Linked DNA regions of Homo sapiens: region 2 is linked to region 1. Evidence: chromatin contacts called from ENCODE POLR2A ChIA-PET data. All regions are on one chromosome and are shown on one strand. The core of a region is the stretch at or near the end of the contact, and the rest is flanking DNA. Distances in the headings are between cores, read along the strand shown.

Region 1 (3,950 bases), core at 149-2,648:
GGAGGATCACTTGAACGGGGGAAGTGAAGGTTGCAGTGAGCTGTGATAGCACCACTGCACTCCAGCTTTGGTGAAATAATGAGACCTAGTCTTAAAAAGCAAGAGGCCGGGCGCGGTGGCTTACGCCTGTAATCCCAGCACTTTAGGAGGCCGAGGTGGGTGAATCACAAGGTCAGGAGTTCGAGATCAGCCTGGCCAGTATGGTGAAACCCCGTCTCTACTAAAAATACAAAAATTAGCTGTGTGTGGTGGAGCGCGCCTGTAGTCCCAGCCACTCAGAAGGCTGAGGCAAGAGAATCGCTTGATCCCGGGAGGCGGAGGTTGCAGTGAGCCGAGATCGCACCACTGCACTCCAGCCTGGGCAAGGGCGAGACTCTGTCTTTAAAAAAAGCAAAAGAAAACCAACTTGTAGAAAGTCACTGAGCTGGAACCAGAACTAGAATAGGGCTCTACTCTTTCTGGGTCCAAAGTTCTTTAAATCAGCAACCCCTCTTACTGCCTATGTAAGGGTATACCTTTAGTTCCTGTTGACTTGGGATGTACAAAGAATGAGGTAGTCTAAGAGAGTAACAGCACACTGGCTGTGGAGTCAGAAAGACTCCACCTCTAAACTTTGTTTCCATCTCTAAACTTTCCAGCAGTGTGGCCTAATTTTTCTGTACCTTAGCTTTGTCGTTATCACTAGAATCCTTCACAGGGCTGCAGAGTGGATTAAGCAAGAGTGCACAGGACTCAGACATATGACCGCTGGTAATTGGCTTTTATAAACTGTCAAAAAATATAGACCTGTAATGCCAGCACTTTGGGAGGCCGAGGCAGCAGACTGATTGAGCCCAGGAGTTCGAAACCAGCCTGGGCAACATGGCGAGACACTCTCTACAAAAAATACAAAAATAACCGGACATGGTGGCACGTGCCTGTAGTCGCAGCTACTCAGGAAGCTCAGGAGGCTGAGGCAGGAAGTTCGCTTGAGCTCAGGAGGTCGAGGCTGCAGTGAGCTGTGATCGCGCCAAATGCACTCTAGCCTGGGAAGCAGAGCCAGACCCTGAATCTAAAAAAAAAAAAAAAAAAAAGCTTATTAAAGGAGGCTTAGCACAGCTACCCGATGACGCCCCCGGGCATTGCTGTCGAGCCACAGGGAGCTGGCGCCACACGGGACTGGCGCTCTTTGCAACGTCCCTCAAGCACTTAAGGAGAGGCGGCAGGGCCCAAGCGCAGCGGCTAGAAAATCCTTCCTTCCGGCAGGACCCTCGCGTGGAGCTCTGCAGCGAACCCTGGCCGCGCGGCCTCCGCCGTCGGGCCCCACTCTTCCTACTGGGCCCACAGTTCCGGCTCCTGCTCTGACTCCAAGAAGCCTTACCTCGGGTACAACGCGCTGCCTTCTCCCTGGGAACTTCCGGCAGGCCAACTTCCCTGGCCTTTTTAGTCTCCCCTGTGCCCTCCCACTTCGCCCTCTGGTTCTCTCCCCGCCCCTGGCCCGAGGTCACGCCCTCACCGAGTCCTAGGACACGCCCCGTGGGTCCTTGCCAAGCCCTACCTCTTCGTAGGACACGCCCTTCAAACCCTTGCCACGCCCCACCCTGGTCCGGGGCCGTTCCCCGCGTTTTTGCCTGGCCACACCCTCCTGCAGGCGCTGTCTGACTGTCGGTAGTTTGGCTGAATGAAAAAAATTCGGGGCTAGATCCCCAAACGGAAAGAAACTGTTGCATTTTCCCCAGATCCCAGTTCTCCATAGAACAGTCTGGAACAAGGGAGCATTCCGTAGCTCTTTTGGTTTTCCCCAAGAATAAATCGGAGGTGGTGCTCTGGCAATTTGATGTCACAGTGGGTTCTGGATCCTCATGCTGCATACGGAGAACTTTGGTTTTTGTGTTCCCACTTGTCACTGTTTCCTGCCCCGGTGCCGCGTTTCCTTCTCTTTAGAATTAGAGTGCCGTGCTAGAGCACTTGAACTGGCCCTGGTACTTGCTGTGACTGAAATAAACTTAGTATGTGTGAGTCTGTTGGCAAAACATGATGCTTGGAGCAGCTGCCACAGTAAAGAGTCATACCTTTAGGTATTGTAGGGGGCCAAGGGCAAACCTCTCCTTCGTCCTCTGAAAGTTTGCTGAAAATCAACTGACAAAAGACAGTTTCACAGTAGAAAAGGCATACAAATATACTAGATCGTAACTTTATGTGATCCGGGAGCCTTCAGAATGAAAACCCAAAGATGCAGGGGAAACGGTCCATTTTTTCGCTTAGGTTCAATAAAGTATGGACCGCCATGTATTCAGCTGGTGCAAAAGTAATTGCGGTTTTTAATGGCAAAAACCGCAATTACTTCTGCACCAACCTAAGAGATACTACGATGGCATAAAAAGGGTCTGAGCTAATGCCAATAGACTAAGTGAGCAAGCCCTGTCTGTTTAGATTCTTTTTGGCTTTTCTGTGCAGTGTTCCTTCCTTCTGGGTATAGAGCAGGATCCTTTCTGGAATGGGGGTCTTATGACCTACAGTCAAACAAAGCAGGGCAGAGAATTTCTTTACCGCCAGTTTTGACACAGAAAGGCAGGGGACACGCAGAGTCAAACTTTTAGGTTTTATGCTTGGCTTTGGGGATGAGGGGTTCTGGCTTCTGTGAATCACCTTGGGGAAGAGGGATTCCAGTTTCTAGAATGAGGGGCCAGAGGCAGGAGGACATGAGGTTAGAGAGAGCTGCTTCTAAGGCCTTCATTTTGGGGTATCATTTTCTGAACCCCAACCATATTACACTGTCATCAATTATTATTATTATTATTTTGAAATGGCTCTGTTGCCCAGGATGGATTTCAGTGGTGCAGTCATAGCTCACTGCAGCCTTGAACTCCTGGGCTCAAGGGATCCTCCTGCCTCAGCCTCCTGAGCAGCTGGGACTACAGGTGTGCACCACCACACTCAGCTAATATTTGTAATTTTTGTAGAGATGGAGGTCTCGCTATGATGCCCAGCCTGGTCTCAAACTCCTAAGCTCAAAGGATCCTCCCACCTCAGCCTCCCAAAGTGTTAGGACTACATGCATAAGCCACAGCACAAGGCCTAGTCAATTAATTTTATCCTGAATTCTGAGAAAAAAGAGAATAGGTATGCAGATGGGCAGAAGCTACAGATGTCATTTCAAAGGAAAGTAGAGTTTTAATAATAATATTAATAGATGATGTTTATCGGGGCCAACTCTACCAGGTTTTGTAATGGGTGTATGTTATTTTGTTTAAGATTTTGAGCAACCTGCATGTGGCAGGAGCTATTTCCCTCCAATTACAGACAAGAAAACAAACTTAGGCAAGCACCTTGTTCAAGGATAGGACTAGGGACCCAGATTAGTTGATATCAGTCACTACACTTGCCTTCTTAGTAAAGAATGGGGAATTTTTTTGGTTTGTTTGTTTGTTTGTTTTTGAGACAGAGTCTTGCTCTGTTGCCCAGGCTGGAGTGCAGTGGTGCAATCTCACCTCACTGCAGCCTCCACCTCCTGGTTTCAAGGGATTCTCCTGCCTCAGCCTCCTGAGTAGCTGGGATTACAGGCACGCCCCACCATGCTCAGCTAATTTTGTGTAATTTTAGTAGACATGAGGTTTTGCCATGCTGGCCAGGTTGGTCTCGAACTCCTGACCTCAACTGATCCACCTGCCTTGACCTCCCAAAGTGCTGGGATTACAGGCGTGAGCCACCGCACCAGGAGAGAATGGGGTGCTTTGATAGGAGATTAATAGAAATAAATTAATTCATTTAAATCAGAAAAAAAGGAGGAGAAAAGGATATACAGGTCTCGTTCTCTGTTTTTTGTTTTTTAAGGGTAAAAGTACAAGAAGTCATTTAGAAAAGGGGTTGGTTGGTAAGGGACAGTCAGGGAGAAGATACTGAGGAAAAAATTGGTTCTTAAGGAGGGTGGCTGGGTAAATCCTAGAAACAGAAAAGGGATAAAAATAGGG
Region 2 (3,820 bases), core at 1,203-3,702, about 14 Mb before region 1:
GGTTTCCGAGAACACATCCAATTATCACCAAGGGGATGGCGCTAAGCCACTGATGAGGGATCCACCCCCATGATCCAAACACCTTCCACCAGGCCGCACGGCCAGCACTGGGGATTATATCTCAACATGGATTTGGTGGGGACACAGATGCAAACCATATCAACCTTATAAAAATAAGCATTTATTTCATTTTAAACATTAAATGCAAAGTTTTCTTTTCTGGAAGATGCAGGCCAGTGAGCTAGAAGTAATACCTTACGACAGAATAGTTCTATAAAAATAGCTACTTTCAACTGGGTGCAGTGGCTCACGTCTGTAATCCCAACATTTTGGGAGGCCGAGGTGGGTGGATCACCTGAGTTCAGGAGGTCAAGACCAGCCTGGGCAACATGGTGAAAACCTGTCTCTACAAAAATACGAAAATTAGCCGGGCATAATGGCAGGTGCCTGTAATCTCAACTACTTGGGAGGCTGAGGCAGGAGAATTGCTTGAATCCAGGAGGAGGAGGATGCAGTGAGCTGAGATTGCACTAACGCATTCTACCCTGAGCGACAGAGCAAGACTCTGTCTCAAAAAATAAAATAAAAAAAAAGTACCTACTGCCAAGTGGCTGGAGAACATTTTATTCTGCTAAAGGGATTAAATATCCCCCACAAAAATTAAAAAGTCCTCACATCCATCCCCAAACTCATTGCTTACGCAGGACTTTCCTTGGAAGTATCAAAATCAAATATACTTCTATCTAACTTTGAGATTCTTCAACATCCATGTGGGAGTGGCAGGACTCTGTGTGGCCTGAGGGTGGCCTTGAGTGTGTGTCCGAGTGGAAGGCCCAGGATCTGGGGACTGACCTGGGGTCAAATGGCACAGCCAACTTTTTTTTTGAGACAGAGTCTTGCTCTGTTGCCAGGCTGGAGTGCAGTGGCACAATCTTGGCTCACTGAAACCTCTGCCTCCTGGGTTCAAGTGATTCTCCTGCCTCAGCCTCCCAAGTAGCTGGGATTACAGGTGCCCACCACCACACCTGGCTAATGTTTGTATTTGTAGTAGAGACAGGGTTTCGCTATGTTGGCCAGGCTGGTCTGGAATTCCTGACCTCAGGTGATCCTCCCGCCTTGGTCTCCCAAAGTTCTGGGATTACAGGCGTGAGCCACCACACCCAGCCAGCACAGCCAACTTCTAATGAGGCCACCTTAGACAAGTTACTTACTGTCTCTAAGCCTCCGTGTTCTCATCCATGAAATGGGTTTAATCACTCAGATTTGTTGAGATGATTAAAAAGGAAAATACCTGCAAGGCAATAGCACCATGCTAACACAGAGCTGGCTAGTCAGTTCCGGTGCTGGTTTGTCCTCTCTCACGCTCCGATTGCGAGGCCCCTTGCTTTTCCTTTCGCCTCCAGCAGCAGTGTATTCCCCCGGGGAGGCTGCCTTCAGTTGCAGGCTTCTTTGCACTGTTTCGTATGTCCTTTTCCCAGGCACCCGAGCAAGGGCCACTGGTTATGACACAGGCACTGAGGAGGAGCCTTGAATCAAGGGCAGAGCTCTGACTTTAAACTTTGACTCCCCAGGTGTGACCTATAGCCAGTCGTTGTCTGATCTGTGCCCCACTTTCTCATGTCCAAAATGAGAAGACTGAACCAGTCCTCTCCAATGCCTTTCGTATGGCTTTAAGATGAGGTATGTACCTCTCACTTGGAGGAGGGGCTGGCAAAACCACTTGAATTTTAATTTGAATTGAGGCATATTGGCAGAGGTTGTAAAATGTCCTCACATGGTTCAAGGAAGATGATGATGCCCTGCCTGCTCCTGGTGCCCCTTTCAGAGAGGTTAAAAGCCTTTCCATTATTTTAACTTTTTTTTTTTTTTTTTTTTTGAGACAGGGTCACGCTCTGTTGCACAGGCTTAAGTGCAGTGGCGCGATCTCGGCTCACTGCAACCTTCGCCTCCTGGGTTCAAGTGATTCTCGTGCCTCAGCCTCCCAAGTAGCTGGGATTACAGGCATGTAATCACGCCCAGCTAATTTTTTTGTATTTTTTAGTAGAGACAAGGTTTCGCCATGTTAGCCAGGCTGGTCTCGAACCCGTAACGTCAGGAGATTCACCTCCCTCAGCCTCTCAAAGTGCTGGGATTACAGGCATGAGCCACCGCGCCCGGGCTCTGGTTCTATTTTCATGATGCTATTTACAAGAGTAGGTGGAGCGCTCCTTCTATGGAACTTTTCATTTGGTAAATTGTGTGACTGTGGAAGTAAACCATGTCTGAAAGCTTAGGTATCTTCTTTCCGGCCTCAATTTCCTCTCTTCCTCTAAAAGCGAACTTCTTTCGCCTAGTTTGACCCTCGAGGCTTCCCATTTCTTTTGCCCCCCCCCTCCCCCCCGACGCATGCGCGAAAACGCGCTGACCTTTCAGCTTCGCGCTAGTGCTGTTTTTTTTTTTTTTTTTTTTTTAGCAATGGCGGTTCCCGGCGTGGGGCTCTTGACCCGTTTGAACCTGTGTGCCCGGAGAAGAACTCGAGTCCAGCGGCCTATCGTCAGGCTTTTGAGTTGCCCAGGAACTGTGGCCAAAGACCTTAGGAGAGACGAGCAGCCTTCAGGGAGCGTGGAGACAGGTGATGGCGCCGGTTTGCCCTGTAGTTCCGTCCCACAGCGGGCGAGGAGTCTGGGATCACGGGGAAACACGTGGCCTGTGGAAACGGCTGTGGACCCTTTGGCAAGAGGGTGGGGCTGTGTCCTGTCCTCTCCTCTCCTCTGATCTCTGTAGGGGAACCCAGGGTCGCCGCCGTTGCTGAGGCAGAAGTGAGATGTGTGATGTTTGTTTGGGGCGACTCCTGTGTACAGTAATGGAGTTGTTTAGACTTCCATGAAATTCAGGTCAGGAACCCAGTTTGCTTGCACTTTACAGTTTGACGAAATAGTGTTCCCAATGATAGTAATGCTACACACCTGAGCCAGTCGCTGCATCGTGTACGTATATTTCTGATTTTGATACATTAAGTTGTTGCTGGAGGCCGAGTTATATTGTAGCCTGATGAATCAAGAGGATTCTTGGTTCCTAGACATAGGGTTCTGTCTATGAAATGTACTGCCGTTTACTTTATTCTTTTTGGCCATTTTGAACCAAATCAGTCTGGTAACAGATTTGGATTCACTGCAACAGGCTGTTGTCCCGCGTTCGTTCTACATTTATATGCTTCTTTGTGTATTGAGAAGCCAGTGTTATTGAACCTCTCTTGTGACTCAAGAGCTTGTGTATTCTATTTACAGTTCTTAAAACGATCTTGCAAGAAATGTATCACTGTGTCCATTTTACAGATGTAGAAAATGGTTCAAAGAGGTAAATAACTTAGGCAAGGTCACTAGCTCAGTTAATTTAGACTTCTAGTCAAATTATTAAACAAAATGTATTGACTTCTACGATTCCTTGGAGCTATTTTTTCCCTAAAATAAGCTGGTGTCTTTATCAGACTGTATAAAAGACTTACATTGGCAGGCAGTGAGAAATCTTTATGTATTTCATTCAAATATTGATTGGATTGTATTTAGTGGAAGCTACTTCTGTTGAACATTTCTAAGTAACGCTGAAAATTTGAGTAAGGATTCTGCCAAAAAAGCTATTGTAATTTAACATTTGTATGGGTGTTTAAATTTGAGAGTATGTTCATATGCTCTTTGATATATGAAACAACCCTGTAGCGTAGGTGTGGAAGGAAATAACTGTTACTCCATTTTATAGATGAGGGAACAGGGTAGTCCAAGGGTAGCTTGAGTAGTTCAAGCTAAACTCAGCTATTCGGTGGCAAAAATTAAAAAACCCACTG

Evidence for each region. ChIA-PET counts read pairs that join two places held with the same protein, here RNA polymerase II (POLR2A).
Region 2: POLR2A ChIA-PET joins it to region 1 with 14 read pairs in activated CD4-positive, alpha-beta T cell. The contact joins the promoter of MTPAP here to the promoter of PTER in region 1. POLR2A ChIA-PET finds 5 or more read pairs at or near these places in 3 of 52 experiments (OCI-LY7, T-cell and activated CD4-positive, alpha-beta T cell).

Annotation. Positions count from the first base shown.
Region 1 is chr10:16,434,458-16,438,407 of GRCh38, reverse strand. PTER (phosphotriesterase related) reads right to left here and starts at 1,398. Exons shown (of 5, transcript NM_001261836.2): 1 at 1,361-1,398. RefSeq lists enhancers at 804-853, 874-1,053 and a silencer at 1,474-1,523.
Region 2 is chr10:30,347,910-30,351,729 of GRCh38, reverse strand. MTPAP (mitochondrial poly(A) polymerase) reads left to right here and starts at 2,452. Exons shown (of 9, transcript NM_018109.4): 1 at 2,452-2,611. The coding sequence starts at 2,455. RefSeq lists enhancers at 2,441-2,580, 2,611-2,660, 2,711-2,780, 2,791-2,890, 3,472-3,820.